Regions from separate parts of the Homo sapiens genome. Here region 1 is linked to region 2. The links are chromatin contacts, found by Hi-C or POLR2A ChIA-PET in ENCODE. All regions are on one chromosome and are shown on one strand. The core of a region is the stretch at or near the end of the contact, and the rest is flanking DNA. Distances in the headings are between cores, read along the strand shown. Region 1 overlaps BCAS3 (BCAS3 microtubule associated cell migration factor). Region 2 overlaps BCAS3 (BCAS3 microtubule associated cell migration factor).

Region 1 (6,865 bases), core at 290-2,789, 35 kb after region 2:
GCCAGGTCTGAAGTACTCTGTTTTCCACCTGTCATCTCAGCCAAGACCTTGCAGATTCAATACTAAACTGTTGTATAGGATTAAATTCTGAGCCTTCTAGGAAAAGTTTCAGAATGTGTTTCTTTGCTGTTGTTAATTGCAAAATCAATAGACCTCCCTCCCAGGGAGAGGAGTTTCCTTCTCCTTTGGTGGGCTTCCCTCTAGCAATTCAGGAGCTGCTAGAAGCAGATTAACACCTACAGTTCCAGACCAGCTTAGAGCTCACTTCATTTCCCACTGTGCAGCATTTCACCAACCCATGGACCTATAGCTAGTCATTCCTGCCTGTCCTGCGCCAGGGCCTTTTCCAGCCAGCAGTCTTCCCACTGACTGTTAGAACTATACCCTCTGGCTCAGGCTTTTTCCAGAAAAAAAAAAAAAAAAAAAAATCATAGTACTGCTTCGCATTTTCTCTCAACTTCACATTTCCTCACAAAGCACTAGGCTTTGTCCTAAGCACTTTATTTATTTACTTATTTATTTATTTATTGAGACGGAGTCTCGCTCTGTCACCCAGGGAGGAGTGCAGTGGCATGATCTCGGCTCACTGCAACTTCCACCTCCTGGGTTCAAGCAATTCTCCTTCCTCAGCCTCCCGAGTAGCTGGGACTATAGGCGCACGCCACCACTCCTGGCTAAGTTTTGTATTTTAGTAGAGACAGGGTTTCACCACATTGGCCGGGCTGGTCTCAAACTCCTGACCTAAGATGATCCGCCCACTTCGGTCTTCCAAAGTGCTGGGATTATAGGCGTGAACCACCACGCCTGGCTGTCTGCCCCCCGCCTGTCCTAAGCACTTTAAATGTGTCAACTCATTTGGTCTCTTTGAAAAGAGTGGCCAGGTGAAGGCTGAAGGACCGGATAAGTGTAGTTTCCAGAATCCTTCTTGGCTAGTTATAGTCTAAGACTTGCAGACAGGCAGCCTGGGAAGATCTCAAACAAGTAACCTTCAATGAAAATGTACAGTTTTGAGAATTTCGATATTTGACAGATGATTGAGCCACTCGAGTTGCTTATGCATGAATGTGCTTGTTTAGCAGGTAGAGTTATTATTCTCTTATGTTCAAATTTATTAACAAGGGCTTAATTTCATTCCAAACAGATTGTGAGGTGACTACGTAGTACAGAAGTACAGTGAAATATGAGATTCCTGAGCCTTTAGTGGATGCTGAGCTGGAGACCCCCGTTAGTGCTACCTCTTTCTAAACAGCGCCAGCCATGAAGCTTTTGACCTTTTCACCTTTAAACTTTGTTTGAACTTGGAAAGAAGACTTTTGAATTGTTTAAAAAAAAAAAAAAGGAGAAGAAGGAGAAAGAAAGACAAGGGAAAAAAATGGTTAGGGAGGCTGCAAAAGAGATGTGGAGACTGGGGGAAAAGGACTGATTATATGTTAGCTTAACAGTAATACTAGGAAAATAATCCTCCTCTTGTCTAGGAGTTTCTGCTACTGGGAGCCACAGGGTAATCAGCTCACATGACATACCCAGAGGCGAATGCTAGCCTGTGCTGTTTTTGAACATACTCAAACAAAGGCTGATTATCCAAACAAGAATTTGGACTGCAGCAGTCGGACCAGTTAAATTATAGTTAGTAAAACTTGGTGCCTTGTGAGCTTGGAATGTTACAATTGCAGCTGGATCTTCGTTTGTCAGGCAGCCTTACTGCACAATAAAACCAGAGATTTTTATCTCCGCAGGACTCAGTTTAACTCCTTGGGTGCAAACAGAAAAGTGCCAGCTATCATACGTCAGAATCCTGGCAACATCTGTCCCCACTCCTGTCAGAGTTCATGAGGCAGTGGCATTTTCGTGGTGTTCTGTAGGAAAGTGGGAGGACAGGGGCAAGTTGCTCTTCTTCTTAGATCTTATGTTGGAGATAATAATTTTTATTTATTCGTTACTTTAACAACATTTTTTGTTTTGAGATGGAGTCTCGCTCTGTCACCCAGGCTGGAGTGCAGCGGTGTGATCTCAGCTCACTGCAACCTCTGCCTCCCAGGTTCAACCAATTGTCCTGCCTCAGCCTCCTGAATAGCTGGGACTATAGGCACCCGCCACCATGCCTGGCTAATTTTTTTGTATTTTTAGTAGAGACGGGGTTTCACTGTGTTAGCCAGGGTGGTCTCGATCTCCTGACCTCGTGATCCACCCGCCTCGGCCTCCCAAAGTGCTGGGATTACAGGCGTGAGCCACCGCATCCGGCCACTGTAACCTTTATTAAGTGTTACTATGGACAAAGCCCTGTGTTAGTACTCTACTTATATACAAATGGCTATAAAAAGATGGTATAAAGTAGTCAATTGTAAATAGGTTTCAAAATGTTGTAAGTGGAGGGATGATGGAGAAGGTAAAAAAAAAAAAGGCTTTTTGGAGAAGGTATGATTTGAGCTGACTTTGTGGGAAAGTAGGATTGAATCTTTAAATGTGGCTCTAAAAGTGGTTTTATGCAGCAGGAACAACACAAAGGAAAAATTGGAGGCAGGAAAGTTGGATCCTGGATGTGAAGGGAGGTAATAAAAGAGAAGACTGAAAAAGTAGAATAGCCTCTGCATAGCGGACTTAGGATGCCAGGCCTGAGAGTGGACTTCCTTTGGTAAAGCAAGAGGAAGCCATTAAAAAGTTATCTTTTTTACATAGCTGTCAAATAATAATAAGTTAACATGTATTGAAAGGTTACCATACTGAGAGGTGAAGCCAGCTGGACTTCTGGGTAGAGTGGGGACTTGGAGAACTTTTCTGTCTTACAAGAGGATTGTAAAACACACCAATCAGCACTCTGCAGCTAGCAAGGGGATTGTAACATGTACCAATCAGCACTCTGTAGCTAGCAAAGGATTGTAAAATGCACCAATCAGCGCTCTGTAAAGCACACCAATCAGTGCTCTGTAAAATGCCCCAATCAGTGCTCTGTAAAATGCACCAATCAGGATCCTAAAAGTAGCCAATCGCAAGGAGGATTGAAAAAAGGGCATTCTGATAGGACAGAAACGGAACATGGGTGGGGACAAATAAAGGAATAAAAGCTGGCCATCCCCGCCAGCAGCGGCAACCCACTGAGGCCCCCTAGCAGGCTGTGGAAGCTGGTTCTTTTGCTCTTCACAATAAATCTTGTGGCTGCTCACTGTTTGGGTCCTTGCCACCTTTAAGAGCTGTAACACTCACCTCGAAGGTCCGCAGCTTCATTCTTGAAGTCAGCAAGACCCTGAATCCACTGGCAGGAACCAGCTCTGGATACAGTACGTGGGACACTGAATACTCAAAATAATTCTGGAAGAAAATAGAGACTCAGAGAAACGAAGTAACTTTCCCAAGACTGCTCAGCCCATAAGCAGCAGAGTCACGATTGAAATCTGGACTGACCGTAGACCCCCAGCTCTTAACTGCTTTTTGTATTACTCTCTATTCCTTTTAAATTGGCTGACTTTATGATCATAATGCAAAATAGATTAGCCATATTTTTATATGGAGGCAGGAAGCTTGACTCTAATGGATCACCCATATTCCTGAATTGGATGATGATGGTAAAGAGAATTGCTTTACAGGGGTGATTTTTATGTTGGAGAAGATACAGTTATGATCACCACCCTGAGTTGGTTTAAATATACGGGTTATAACTTTGTATGAACAAGAGTTTTGTTTTTGTTTTTGTTTTGTGAGACAGAGTTTCACTTTTGTCGCCCAGGCTGGAGTACAGAGGCACAATCTTGGCTCACTGCAAACTCCACCTCCTGGGTTCAAGCGATTTTCCTACCTCAGCCTCCTGAGTAGCTGGGATTACAGGCACCCGCCACCACACCTGGCAGTTTTTCGGGTTTTTTTTTTTTGAGATGGAGTTTCGCTCTTGTTGCTCAGGCTGGAGCGCAGTGGCATGATCTTGGCTCACTGCAACCTCCGCCTTCCAGTTTCAAGCGATTTTCCTGCCTCAACCTCCTGAGTAGCTGGGATTACAGGCGCCTGCCACCACACCTGGCTAATTTTTGTATTTTTAGTAGAGATGGGGTTTCACCACGTTGGCCAGGCTGGTCTCGAACTCCTGACCTCGTGATCCACCCGCCTCAGCCTCCCAAAGTGCTGGGATTACAGTTGTGAGCCACCACACCCAGGCACAAGAGTATTTCTGCTTGACCAATTCCATCATAATGAGATAATCTGCCCTCATAGCTATTTCTGACAGTGATTTATGGTAGTGCAGAGCTGGCTTTGGCAGGTCTTATGTCTTTATGGCCTTGCTTTTTCTGAGCGACACATTTGCTACCATTGGTGTATGGCTCTCCATTTCCCAGTTTCCACGGGGTGTCTTCACCGTATTCTTATCCTCTGCTGACCCTGCTGCTGTCTTGTTTTCTTTCCTGTCCTCTTTGATATACTCTGTTATTGTAAGCCAGGCTTGTGGCTTCTGGGAGGGGTGATTGGCAGGGTCAGTCAGACATAAGCACTGAAACGTGTGTCCCAGAGGTGGAAGCCAAATTTCCTCTCAGGGCCCTGAGGCTAACCTCCTGTGATGGCTTCATGGCTAGAAATAGCAAAAATCGAAATGGATATTGCAGATAGTCCAGACAAGCAAACAGAAGTCCAAAATGCTTGGGTACCTAAGATTTTTTTAATTTGTTCGTGTATATTTTTAGCAATAGAAGCAATATAGCATACCTTTGAGCCAGTTTTTCCTAGGTGTGCCAGGTAGGTTGGCATTCACAGTTCTCAGGAGACAATCAGGTACTGATTTAGTGAGCTCATTTTTGAAATGCAAAAGCAAAAAGGAATAAAATAGCAGGTTACCATAGTATAGATAGTAGGAGTTGATTGGCACCAACATCTTTATTTAGTTTGGGTTAGAACAGATTCTCTGCATATCAGATTTGAAGAGAAGATCTTAGTTTTTATAGCAGTACCATCAAAGATAGTTATATATCCAAGAGGAAAGCCTGAGTTTGAAATAATGATTAGCTCTACAGATTTTCAGCTTTTTGTTTTGGGGTTTTTTGTTTTGTTTTTAATTCAATTTGCAAAGCCTCTAGCAGATAGTTCTGAAACCTTTGTGAACGCTTTCTGTAACTTATGAAGCTTTTGGAAATTTGGTCTAGTGATGAGTAATTCTTTCTTTCTGACGTTAATCATTTGCATTTTATCAGTGGCTCCAAGATTAATATAAAAAGAGAACTTCATTTACTCTGAGTGATCATGTTTCAATGTGTTAATGTTTTAGGAGTAGCAGAGGATAACATGCAACTGTTAAGATCTAGATCATGCTAAAAGTATTAAAGTTGGCTTTCAGAGATTAGTTTTTTCCTACTTAAAATTAAGAACTTAAAGATTTTAATCAAGATAATCCTAAAATGTCTTAAGGTGCAACTTATTCTGGAGTTGATACCAGTTGGAATAGTAAAGACCAAAGGAGAAATTGTGAGTTAATGTTTACTTTTTTATTACTATTTTAATCAAATGGCTTTACAACTTGACCTTTTAAATGTGAATATATTTTTTTAAAAGAACACTCAGGTATGTGAAGCCATAATTGTTGTGTTGGAAGTTCTCAGCCCTAAAAGTTCTGCACTTGAATGTTAAATATATGTGTGATAAAAATATTTTGATTGGGGTTTTCTGTGTGGGCATTTACATTCTCCTGGTGACAGGTGTTTTGGTGAAGAGAAAAGCATCTTGTAGATGTTTGAGATCTGTAACCATGCTGTCTCAACAGCAGCAGCAGCAGCAGCAGGAGGAGGAGCTACCATTTATTGAATGCCTGCTCTATCATAGGCACTCCTCTAGGCACTCTACAGACATAATTTCTTCTACTTACAACCATCCTGGCGGGTAGAATAGTATTTTTATTTCACAGATTCAAAAACAGCCTAAGAGAAGATAAGTGGTAGGGACAGGCTTTGAACTCAGGTTTCTCTGATTCCAAGGTCCATATTCTTTTCACTATACCATGATATTAAAAAGGAACAAGTGGGGCCAAGCACAGTGGGTCACACCTGTAACCCCAGCACTTTGGGAGGCTAAGGCGGGTGGATCACTTGAGGCCAGGAGTTTGAGACCAGCCTGGCCAACATGGTGAAACCCCATCTCTACTAAAAATACAAAAAAAAATAGCCAGGCGTGGTGGCGCACGCCTGTAATCCCAGCTACTCTGGAGGCTGAGGCAGGAGAATCGCTTGAACTCAGGAAGCAGAGGTTGCAGTGAGCTGAGATTGTGCCACTGCACTCCAGCCTAGGCAACAGAGACTCCATCTCAATAAATAAATAATAAAAAGGAACAAGTGTAGCTGACATTTATCTGAGACTTATCAGCCTTAGCACACATACACTAAAAAGTTTAAAACAGATTTTATGTTATTCACTAGAACAGATTCATTTACCTATATCATTGAGCCCTATAACTAAAGGGTCCATTTCTTTTAAATTGATCTCAGACACACAGAAGTATATCTTAACTAAAACTTTCTTCCCGAAAAGAAGCATTTTTAAAAGGTACCAAGGGCTGTTATTCTTAGAATGATTTGATGAAATCAAAGACAAAAATAGTTTAGGCTTTTGATTAGATTTCAATATGCCACTCTTACTGGGGAGCTTTCTCTTGTTTGGGCATGACAGGATTTTTGCCATGAGAAACCTTCTAGAGCTTCCGCCCCCTCAGTTCTCACTCTCCATCACTTACCCTTCAAAAGACTCTGAATAGCAATTACAATACAGTTAAGCTTTCTTTGGGGGACCCTCATATAGTGGGCACACTGAATATGTGGATTTAATATTAGAGGCTTGACTATTTGAATGTGATTGCAAAAGTCAGTGAGGACTCTGTTATTACTACGAATTTGTAGGTTGG
Region 2 (6,490 bases), core at 2,998-5,497:
TTGCCCAAAGGGAAACACCGGTCCCTTGGATTACACTGTGCATCCATTGTCTGAACTGTCACAGCAATAGCGCGTAAAGCTGTTTGCATAGCGTGCTAACTCTATCAGGGTCATTTCCAGTCTGTGGCCGCTAAAAATGAAAACCATGCCCCAGCCGGGACAAGAACAGGGTCAACAGCTGGCAAAGGATATGGCAATCATTTATATAAATATGCTTTCTCAAGCCCACAAAAACAAAAAACCCCAACCCAACAGCTGGGAAGGGTTGGAAGTAGCCCCAAGGCTGGTTAGTCCCCTTCCAGATGGGGAGGTTAGACTGGGGCTAGCCAGACTGCTCCACATAGACTTCCGATTCGAATTAGAAATGAAAAGAGGAGAGGAAAGGGAAAAGGAAGAAAGCCTACAAGCATGACTGCTCTGCTTTTCACCTAACTTAATCAAATAAGTGAAGACTTTCTGAGACGGAAGGCTTGCATTTATCGGCATTCATGCTCCGTTTTTTCTGTTTATCATAGGGTCTAATACACATTTTAACTGCTGAAACAGAAAGCATATATGCTCTAAAGTATAGTTTATATATAATGTCATGGTTATTTGTAGAGAGATTGAAGAACCGGTCTCAGATTTATGTCCTGTTTACATCTCCCAAACACTTATGTAGAACATTCAATGCTAGAGAAGATAATAATTGTGGTGTTGGCTCACTCCCAGAATTTTATCCAAGGGATAGGGTTCATTTTTGTAATTTGATTTACTTCATAATACATCGTTATTGCACATCTAATATATCCAACAGAATAACAAATACCGTTTTCCTGGGTTCACCTTAAGGTTGCATACCATGAGGCAAAGTATTATTTTTGTAACCTGTTGATGCTTCAAGAGGCAAAGGTGAAGAGTATATGACTTTCAAACTCTTCCAAGAGTGACATAGTAAAATAAAAGACACCACAGTGATGAAGAAAAAATTTGTTCTCATTATCTAGAAAAGGGCCGCTTCTTCCTAATAATGGAGAGTTCTGCTGAAGCCAAATTGAATGGCAAGCAGCACTTTCTTCCTCTCCAGTCTTACGTTTGCTTAAGGAAAAGCTTACATAATGAATACATTTATAGGTGTAGGATGAGCTCATGATATCAGAATCCATAAAGATATATAAATTAGGCTCTTTTGCCAACATTGAGGCATTGTCTTAGAGAATCTTCTGCTTTGACATAGAAGTTAGGTAATGCATTTTCCTTCTTGTAATGATCTGCCTGAAACAAACATTTAGCCTTACTCGTGGAATGTCAAAACTAGAAGGAACTGTAGTGATCATCTCAGATACCTCCTCTAATGAGTAGTAAAGATCAGAAAGTTAGAATGTGCACAGGGAGGATGCTGTGGACCCCTCAATCAGGTATACATCTTCCAACTATATACACACAGAGGACCCTATACTGAGAAAGAATAGTGCCAAGCCAGTCTGGATAAAGACCCTCGGGAGACCTGAATTATCAAAGCTATCTGCTGATCCCTCAAACACTCAGATTTACTGTGTAATTGTATAAAGTAAATTTCCCACTTTGTTCTGTGGCCCTATAGTATCAAAACAAATGTTTCTCAAGCATCAACACTTTATTAGAAATTCTCATGACTTCTAGATGTGGTTTTGGTCATTTCCATAGATAAGTAATAAGATGAGTGTGTTAGGTGTTGGCTCTGAAAGTCTATCCCATCTATCTATATAGTAATGAATATTAGATTTTAAGCTTGTTGGGGGCAAGAAAAGTAGGTCATCTTCATGTTTATATCCACTGAGTCTGGCACATATGAGTACTTAGTGGATGTTTGCTGATATGCGATTAAGATAAAGTGCAAGATATGTTTTTTTTTTTTCTTTTTTTTTTTTTGAGACGGAGTCTCACTCTGTCCCCCAGGCTGGAGTGCAGTGGCCCAATCTCAGCTTACTGCAAGCTCCACCTCCCAGGTTCATGCCATTCTCCTGCCTCAGCCTCCCAAGTAGCTGGGACTACAGGCGCCAGCCACCACACCCAGCTAATTTTTTGCATTTTTAGTAGAGATGGGGTTTCACCGTGTTAGCCAGGATGTTCTCGATCTCCTGACCTCGTGATCCACCCGCCTCGGACTCCCAAAGTGCTGGGATTACAGGCCTGAGCCACTGTGCCCAGCCCGATATGTTGATTTTCAAATAATTCATTAATTTAAGTATTTTCTTCTATAATAGCTACAACAATTTTATACTAAAACTTTTGGGGGGAAGGGCCATTACCTTAATTTACACAATAGATCAGTTAAGTTTTGCAAGAAGGTGAAAGTAGACAAACATGTTTTTGACACATTGTTATTGCTATTCCTGCGGTCTTTGATTCTGACCCATTTTTAGCTTCTGTGCATTTACTTTTAGTTAATCTGTTTGATTTGAATACACTGTTCAGTTAGTCTCAAACACTTTCTTAGCATTTATCTTCAAACCTTAAGTGTAAAAATGAGACAGAGGCTTAGAGGTGTCCTCGGAATTTTAGAACTAACGGTTTAATTTCCTGACTCTTAGAGTCCAAATGTTTTCTTAGATTGATGTGGATTGGTTTAACGTAATTGGAAGTTTGAAAGGTACATGTTTCTAAAGCTTTTAAGATAATGATACTTAGAAATCACTGATTGTTCCTTGATGATGAATGCCTTTAATATATGTTTACAAGCTCCAAAACTTTTAATATATCTTACCATACTCTGATTACTAGAAATATATAAATGAAACCAACATTTCTCTATCCTGGAAAAAAAGTGTCCAGTAGAGTCTGTCCTTCCTGAGCTTAGTTAAAGCAATTCTTGTATCTTTGTTTTATATTTTTTAACCTTTTCCAATCCTTAATACATTTGTGGTCTTACTGGGATATGCCAGGAAGAAATTTCTTCCTTCTATTTCTTCTCCCTCTTTTTAGCTGTCTACTGTATACCATGTAGAACCACAAAATGCATGTTTTTATCTGTTCTGTTGTGTAGAATGTATATGCTGCCAGCCAGCCTTACTCTTTCCTCTCTACACTGCCACAGCTACAACTGCTTCCCTGTCAAACATTAGAAAAACACAGGTGGGCACCTAGTGCATGGTGTTACAGTAAAGACAACTCGACATCATACTGACTACAAATTACCTCCCCTAGTTTAAAGGCAAATAGTAGCTATCACAACCAAATTTAGAATGTGACACCATTGTTTAGGTGTATGTGATTCATTTTTATTATCTAATCACATATTTTTTTCCCTTCTAATTTGTGCCCTGACTGCACCTTGTGAAAGGTTAGAACTGGGATAATAACTGTGATGAACAAGTTATTCAAGAAATACTTGCAAGGTGGACAATGTTAACTTTGAACAGTGAACACAAAGGGTAATGAATTACTAATACCATAGTTCCCTTCTCAAACAGCAGTGACAGCTTAATTTTGATAGGATCCCTATGATCTTTGTAAGCGTATTCATGCCAGGAATGTTGTCCTCAGCAATAGATCCTATCTCTATCCCTTTTCCAAAAGCCCGGTAAAGTTAGTTTGCTTAAAACTACCTGAAAATGTCTTTCTAGACATCCACCTTACTGCAGGGCCCTAGGGTCATAACCTCTTAACCTTACGGGTTATAGGTCTCTTGCTTTTTGATCTTTCTTGGTTCTTTAGTTTTTGCCTACTTCCTCCACAACATTCAAGCCTTGTTATATAAGGAAATTGGAAACACCAATTTTGGATGAGATAAGTTACCCTTTCTTCCAGAATAATCCAAAAAGATGATTTTAAATAGAAACATGCTTGGGAAAAATTTAGCAAAACTACAGCATCCTGTCTAAGCCAGTTTGAAGTTGCCCCCCTTCATTTCTTATCCTCTTTATAAAAAACAAAACAAAACCAACTTAGAACTTACTGTTGACTTAGTGATAAAGTTTTTATTCAGGTCCCAAAGGCAGCTTGCTTGAGACATCAGAAGGAGTCAGAGTGGTCTGAGCGAATGAGAAGGAGATTAATATTAATACAATTAGTTAGTTAGCTTATTATTCTTGCCTTACTGGGCAGTACACTGTTTGATAATAGTGACAACTAACATCAATTTGGCACTTACTATTGACAAAGCATTATTTATTATTTTATAGCCATAGCAACTTGGTAAAGGAGAGATTATTATTCTTATTTCATAATAAAGGAACCTGAGCTTCAGAAAGGGCCCTCGGCTTGCCGAAGGCCGTATGGTAAATCAATGACCGAGCTGGTGTGGAATGTTAGCCTCCTGGATCCTGATCGTTCAGCCTCCGAAACATTCCTACTGAAGAGGCATTAGGACTAGAGCGTATTTCTTTTGATTATCAATGCGGGTGGTAGTGAGGTATCCTCAGCTGTTTGGCTGGCTCTCTTATTATATTAGTATCTTTTTACTATTATCTTGCTTCTGTTTCAGCCAAAATTTGGATTTTGTTTCTTTGCCACACCCATAGGATCAGGTACAGTTAACCTGTTTGAGCCTAATAATCAAGTATTGTACTGAAATTCCAAATAGAATTGGAAAATGTACTTTTTTGATGGGCTACCTTTCCTCTTTCCTGCCTCATCCAAACAGTCTCCATTAGAAATAATAAAAACCCTCATAGGATTTTAAAGCCAAGTTAGCAGCCCTGAGTCAGGACAGGTGTTTATTTTTAATTCATACTCAGAAAGCACTGTTTACCCATTTACCAGACAGAGCAAGAAAGGACAAATAGTATATATAAAAAAAAAAAGAATTATAGGTCATACAGTTGTCTTTTCATTCCATAAAAATTAGGAGGTCTCTTTTAAAACATTAAGATAATGTTGAAATAAATACATTTTAACCCGAACCTAAAACCAAACAATGACAGGAATATTTCTCCTTAAATGCAGACTACCTGGCATTCGCAGGTATCTGCTAGAGGCAAAGTCAGAACGAATGAGGAGGCCTGCAGACAGTAATCATACTTCCATCTCATGGAAATCACCCACTTGCCTGACTCACAAGAGCACTGAAGTGTGTGTGTTTATGTGTGTATTTGTTGTGAATTTGTTTTGATTTTATCAGGCTTGCCAGCTGCATAAGCGGGCAAAGAATGTAATGTGGAAACCATCCATTGCCACTGGAAAAAGGATCCAAGAGGAATTCCTTAAGCTGGGAACATGAGCTGTGAGCAACATGTTTAAATAGCTAAATATCCAAAGTTTGAGTCATGTTCATTTATTTTGGGGGATACACTCTCTTCTTTGAGGCTGAAAGAGTCCTTCTGGCTTAGACTATAACAAATGTGGTGCTGGAGGAGGTGAGAGACTGGAAGCCCTAGCGAGTTTGCTCAGGTTGTGGTTAATGGTGAGAGAGGGTACCATGACCCCCTTCGTGAAGTACGTTCCACGTTCAATCTGAAAAATCCATGGGCTTTTAAAAAAGCCTTTTCTGTACTTTCCAGTGAGGGAGAAAGGTAAGGGAAAGGAAACTAACTTTTTTTTTTTTTTTTTGAGACAGGGTCTCGCTCTGTCGCCCAGGCTGCAGTGCAGTGGCGCAATCTCGGCTCACTGCAACCTCCGCCTCCCGGGTTCAAGTGATTCTCCTGCCTCAGCCTACTAAGTAGCTGGGATTACGGGAATGTGACACCACGCTCGGCTAGTTTTTGTTATTTTTAGTAGAGACCGGGTTTCACCATGTTGATGAAGCTGGTCTCAAACTCCTGACCTCGTGATCCTCCCACCTCAGCCTCCCAAAGTGCTGGGATTACAGGTGTGAGCCACTGTGCCCGGCCTCTTTTTTTTTTTTTTTTTTTTTTTGTAATTTTTATGTGCCAGACACTATTCCAGGTACTTTCAGAAAGGTGGTGATTTTTTTTTTTTTTTTTTTAAAGAGATGGAGTCTCGCTCTGTCTCCCAGGTTGGAGTGCAGTGGTGTGATCTCAGCTCACTACAAGCTCTGCCTCCCGGGTTCACGCCGTTCTCCTGCCTCAGCCTCCTGAGTAGCTGGGACTACAGGCACCCAAAAAGGTGGTGATTTTTCTCCCCATTTTGCGGATGAGGAAACTGATGAGATCTGAAACGATTTGCGCAATCTATCACAGCGAATAAGGTTGGGATGAGGATTTTAACCCAAGATCTGGCTTCAATGCCCATGCTTTTCTTAACTCCCTTGAAGCCTTAACACTCTCAACAAAGAGTTTACTTTCCTTTTTCCCCTCCTCATTTTCTTTTTTTTTTAAAATATTACTTATTTAATTTTTAATGGTCGAGTTTACTTTTCTTCTTATTTTACTTGTGTTTCTTCTAAAGGAGCTGTCTGGGCTAACTACTCCATTGGTTAGAATATGATGCCTTTGAGCCCAAAATCTTGTTTGATCTCAGAATAGGCCAAGTTAATATTTTACAAAGAAAAGCTGAGAATTAAATGGCATCACCATTAGCCTGCCATTGTCAGAAGAATATGAGATGAGCTAAGAGTATATCTGACTCAGAA

What was found. A loop is a pair of places that touch in the nucleus more often than their neighbours do. ChIA-PET counts read pairs that join two places held with the same protein, here RNA polymerase II (POLR2A). Pooled maps may share reads with other maps.
Region 1: a map of Caco-2 shows a loop between it and region 2 (5-fold over the local background). The contact joins two enhancer-like sites. A Hi-C loop is called at or near these places in 6 of 168 maps with a recorded cell type or tissue (Caco-2, aorta, gastrocnemius medialis and 2 more) and 2 of 50 pooled maps. POLR2A ChIA-PET finds 5 or more read pairs at or near these places in 10 of 52 experiments (AG04450, Caco-2, H1 and 7 more).

Annotation. Positions count from the first base shown.
Region 1 is chr17:61,234,377-61,241,241 of GRCh38, forward strand. The region is part of intron 22 of BCAS3 (BCAS3 microtubule associated cell migration factor); the gene reads left to right. Among named protein-coding and RNA genes, the nearest start is that of BCAS3-AS1, 100 kb to the left of the region's middle. Within about 2 kb of position 1,540, at least 6 of the 41 ENCODE cell types and tissues checked have a DNase peak (open chromatin) inside an H3K27ac peak, as active enhancers do.
Region 2 is chr17:61,196,269-61,202,758 of GRCh38, forward strand. All of the region lies in intron 22 of BCAS3 (BCAS3 microtubule associated cell migration factor), which reads left to right. Among named protein-coding and RNA genes, the nearest start is that of BCAS3-AS1, 64 kb to the left of the region's middle. Within about 2 kb of position 4,248, at least 6 of the 41 ENCODE cell types and tissues checked have a DNase peak (open chromatin) inside an H3K27ac peak, as active enhancers do.